Regions from separate parts of the Mus musculus genome. Here region 2 is linked to region 1. The links are chromatin loops, found by intact Hi-C in ENCODE. Cell type or tissue: left cerebral cortex. All regions are shown on one strand.

Region 1 (2,500 bases):
TGTTCCATGCACTCATTTGCCAAAGTAGCTAACATAGGTACAGGCTCTCGTTTGCTTCCTGGTGTTTTTCAATTAGGACGTTAGGGGTGTCATGCCTTCTCAGTCAGCAGGGCCAGCTATAGAACGGAATGAGGCAAAGATGTAGGGTCCTCACTTAAAAGTATTATGGATCATTTTGGAACAGCTGAGTGGCCTTTTAAAAGAAGGAACTCGATGACTAAGCAGGTCACCTGCACAGAAGCTGGTGACCGCTAAACCCACCCCATGTTTAGAAAACATGGATATCTGGCCCAAAGCACCAAGCTTAGACTTTCAGGGGGCTCTAGCCACTTTGAGTGTAGGAATCCAAAGCCTTGGGGATCCCACCTGCTTGTTATTTCCTGGCGAGACCTCCAGGGTGGGTAGTAGTGAGTTTGTGAAATTACTCAACTCTTTCAAACCAGGCTGAAGCAGCTGCATCCTGGCTAACTTAACAAGGTCGCACTGAAATTAAGAGATGGATTTCATACCTCTGGGTAGCCTAAATGTAGGGAAGGGAGATTCTAGAGTTTGAAGAGCTAGAGGTAGGTGTGTGTGGTGTGTGTGTGTGTGTGTGTGTGTGTGTGTGTGTGTGTGTGTGTGTGTGTGTGTTTACCTGGGCTTCCTCAGTTCCTGCTCCCTCCGTCTCCTCTCTTCTCTCCCTTCCTTAAAGAATTCATCCTGTGGCCACTAGAGGGCTTTTCTTTTCACATGGTAGCTGCTGTGCAGTTTGTTCGGCTTTTTATTTATTCCTACGTGAGCAGACCCACTACACTTCTTGCATATAAACAGTGAAAATTACAATATAAAGGGCTTATTTTTTCCTTCGTTTGGAGTTATCTTGCTTCTGGTCAAAGGCTGGCTCGTTGTACAAGGAAGGGGCGGCATCTTCTGCAGGTAATTCCACTGCTTGGAGGTAAGAGATATGGGAAGGTTTGATTTTTTTTTGTTTTTTTTCTTTTTTCTTTTTTTTTTTAAATCGATGATCTTGTAGGAAAAAAATGCTGTTGTCTCTTGGACAGCAGTCTACTTTAAATCTTTGGTTTAAATGAGTGCTGAGACTGTGAGCTTGTGTGGGTGTGTGTGGTGAAAATCCACCATTGTCAGAACTGCAGGCTGCCCCAAACGCCTCGATCCGCAAGGCTTGTTATTCCCAGTGGCTTGATTTGAATTGGAAGAGGAGGAAATGCAAAGAGCGAACCTCAGAGGAGCTCAAGTTGCTGGAATTACCTCGAACGGGCTGCATTCTCTTAGGGTTTGTTTAAGGAAACTTCTCTGCCTTTTTTTTCTTTCTATCTTTAAATAATGAAAAAAGAGAGAGGGGTTTTCCATTCTTCATTGGAGAGTTTGACCATTTTATGAAATAAACCATTATTGTTTTATTAGGAATCAGTCAGTGTGTTAGAGTTCACAGATCAATCAAAGTCACTTTACCAGCTTGTTAATTTCTTTGTCCAGATCAGCATGTAGAAAAGCCCGGTTGGGTGCCTTTCACTAGGATTTGCATGCACTGTCATGGAAGTTTAGACAAGTCACTTGCATTTGCCTGTTAATCAAAAATTGACTGCTTTATCTTGAACCGGAAGCATCCTGATTTTTCTACCACAGCCTAGCTCACTTTGGTATCGATCCTTAGGTGATCACACAGATGTGACTAACAGACTCCCTGAAGTAGAACGAGCCACAGGCAGTAGGTTCATTAAAGGCTCTGTCATTTGAATTGAATAGCCATTCACGATTTCTCATGCAATGAAGGAGTAATGGAATCACTTAGTGCTTCTCTGACGGCTAGCCCCTTTCAAGATTGTCTTCAAAATGGCAAGTGTGTCTTGGCCCTCTCCCATTTTCACAAGTTTGAGACCAGACTTTCATACCTGCCGTATCTAAAATGCTTAGAGAAATTGGGGAAGGATGGTTGGGGTGACAATCAGACTATTTGCCCTGGCAGCCAACATAGCCCTAAGGTCGACTGCTGCTCCAACTTTATATCATTAAAAGTTCAAACTCCCATCCCCTCCAATGACCTAGAAAAGCCTTAATGTTGCATGGGGTTCTCGGGGAGTTGGGGGATTCCCTGCAATCTGAGCCAATTAGAACCCTCTTCTTTTTATTCCTGGCAGAAATTCTATAATCGACATATATTTACTACCACGGCATGAGGCAGCCACTCATCCATACCAAAGCAGCATGCCAGGTGCCCGGATAGGAAATTGCTTCTTAAAACAGAGTACCAGAGGGACTTGCATATTAAATTCCAGAGAGAAATTGAATCTGAGTCTCTGGCGCAAAGCAGGCAGAGTCACCTCGCTCTAATCGGGTGGTTTAAAATGTGGCTAATGAATCACAGCATGAAGAGACACAGTTTGAAACTAGGTCAAACGTGTAAAAATAAGTGCAATCATTGCAGGCACTTGGCTGATGAGGGGCTACTTAATGCTGGAGTGGAGGGGTATATTTGCCGCATAGGACCTTCTTCGGCTAT
Region 2 (2,500 bases), 100 kb after region 1:
ACCTCATGTTTACCTCAGAAACCTTTGTAGTAATCAACATGGTATGAATGGAATACACTCTATACTAAGGACTCCAAAAACACACATGAAATAGGAAAAAGGAGAAGCTATCTAGCGACAGAAGAGGATTTCAGTCTCTCTGTATGGAAGAATGCTGGAAGGTAGCCTTATATGTAAAGCTCTCTAAGACATACTCCTAAGAGCATAACACTTCAAAGAGCATAAAGTATCAGTGGCAGTAATGTTAATGCAGGAGTAGGGGTTAACACTTACAAAATGATTGCAGTGTGTCAGGCTCTGCTCTGGCCATGTCATTTACAGCTACTTCACATATACTGATTTCATTAGCCTCAGGGGACATTATTACTCCCATTTCACAGATGAGGAAACTAAGCTCAGTTTGGTGATGTGTGCCTTTATATCGTTTACATGTTAATGAATTCATGAATACTGTTTAACAAATGTATACTGTTTAACAAAAATAGTAACAATGAAGATCACTAGCTAGAGATGAGAGGAAAGCCAGACCAAATATTTACTGAATGCCTGACATGATCTGTGCTTGATTTACTTGACAAAATGAGGTATCGTGAAAGGTAATTTAATTCAACGGGGAGAAATGGAAGAGTCTGGGAAATGGCTCAACTCTCCTAAAGCCACCTGGCCCTTGGTCCCTAATGGCTTTGTAGTTGATCCTAAGGACCTGCTCTTGTGTACTCTGGGTAATGGGTGTGTGTTATTTTCAAGTCAGTGTGTATTCTTTTGAAGTTACCCTCTTCCTTCCTCTCTGTCTTCCAGTGTAGAGTATGATTTCCGGCAGCAGGAAGGCAGGTTCCATGAGGTTCTCCAGAGTCTGGAGGAGGCAGAACCAACTGAGGAAGCACCTTCGCCACCCAAATCCCCAGCAGAAGCCCCGGTCCCCGAGAAACAGGACTTACGGCGGAAGAGCAAGAAGGTGAAGAAGAAATGTTTCTGGTGGATATGAGAAGATTGGGGCTTCCTGCATTCCTTCCTGAGATGGGGGATCCCCTCAAGACATCCCCGATCCTCTGCAAAAGCGCAGGCCGAGATCCCCTTGCCCTGTGAGACAGGAGTGCCTCAGAGCCGGTACACCCCTGGACACCTGCTCACCAACCTTACCTGAGTGTGTGCCGCAGCTTGCAGAGGATTTTGTGGACACTTGCGTGGCCACTTGTTACCGAGCTGCCTGTCCCTCACAGCCAGGCTTCGTCCTCATCTGCTAAGCTCAGATTCCCACCATATGCTAATGCTCACTGCACTCCCACCACTTCCCTGGCAGCAAGCATTTCCTTCCTACCCTGAGATCCTCGACCCCAAAGGTACAGAAATAAGCCTGTGTTGTGCAGTGCAGGAAGAGGAGGGTTGTGAGCAAGTATCCTAGAAAACATCACACAATAAGCTGGCAGGGTTCTAGGATTTACCGTACCAAAAGCACAACAGAAATGAGCAGAGCCTAACAATGCCAGGTCCCCCTGATTGTATTAAGTTGTTCTCTTTTTCAACTAGCTGTTAGATTTCAAATCCAGCAGCTGTGCAGCTGTCTTCTTGTAAAGTATGGGGTGTGGCAGAGTAAGGTTGCCCATGGGTATTAGAAACCTGTTGTGTGATCTATGTTACTGGAACTCAGGTGACTTTCATAGCTGTAGTCTTTCTGGGGCTGCTTAATTATCATATGTCTCTGTATACCCAGTGGGGGGGGGGGTAATTGAGAGGGGCTTTATCGTTAGGGTCATTTACCTGTTAGCGTTCATTTACCTGTAACATTAAGGGTCTTAAGACTCAGCAACTTGTATGTCGGTATACCTTATCAAGTGACGTTAACAAGGCTTACCTACAATATAGCATTTTTTCCTCATCCATGCATCTTGTGACAACCATGTAGATAGGCCCAAACATGCTACTCTACAGTTACCCTTCCTGGTGACCAGGTATCGGTCACCTGATCTAGGAAGAAACACGACCGAGAATGAGGATGGAAGCGCCTTCTTCCACAAAGTTTGAGCTTCTTAAGATCTAGCTCGTTGTGTTGACAAGACCTCCACTCATGGATGTCCGGTCAAGCTTGCATGCCAAGCAAACTCCCAAAGCAGTGTGATTAAGTAATTGCTACCTACTGGGGCTGAAGAGGAGGCAAGGCTTGGATACCTCTGCATTCAGTTCTGTGTTCTGCCAGCCTGTGATTGGACTGACACTGCCAGAAATGTGAGCCACACTTAAGCAAAGAAAGCCTTTTATAACCGCCCCCTTGCCAAAGACCCGGTGTCTGAGTGAGTCTCTGCTGTGTACGTGGGGTGTGCGTAAGCCCACTGCCAATTGAGGCTAATTGAGCAAACCACCTCCAACAATTTCACCTCCCTTGTCACAGCGCTGCGGTGCAAAAGCTATTTCAGGGAGAGTGAGGAAAATTTGGCAAGGAATCTGGGCTTGCACTATTTAAGTCTTGGGCTGTCATTTGAGATGTTCTCTCTCTGTTTCCAGT

What was found. Hi-C counts contacts between places; a loop is a spot of excess contacts. Peaks named below come from ENCODE experiments on the same cell type or tissue, not always from the same donor. Only the 100,000 strongest peaks of a DNase experiment are listed, where the experiment ranks them.
Region 2: a loop joins it to region 1, with 4 times the contacts of the local background. A loop is called at or near these places in 4 of 42 quality-filtered maps.

The regions. Positions count from the first base shown.
Region 1 is chr11:34,314,012-34,316,511 of GRCm38, forward strand. The region is part of intron 27 of Dock2 (dedicator of cyto-kinesis 2); the gene reads right to left. Insyn2b (inhibitory synaptic factor family member 2B) reads left to right here and starts at 811. Exons shown (of 4, transcript NM_001025382.2): 1 at 811-934. In left cerebral cortex, a CTCF peak has its summit at 740 (motif pointing right); DNase peaks (open chromatin) are centred at 730, 1,133 and 2,269; H3K4me3 peaks cover 694 bases.
Region 2 is chr11:34,418,921-34,421,420 of GRCm38, forward strand. The region is part of intron 27 of Dock2 (dedicator of cyto-kinesis 2); the gene reads right to left. Insyn2b (inhibitory synaptic factor family member 2B) reads left to right here. Exons shown (of 4, transcript NM_001025382.2): 4 at 799-2,500. The coding sequence ends at 985. Among named protein-coding and RNA genes, the nearest start is that of Gm29887, 87 kb to the right of the region's middle. In left cerebral cortex, no CTCF peak of the experiment used is centred here; DNase peaks (open chromatin) are centred at 1,304 and 2,355.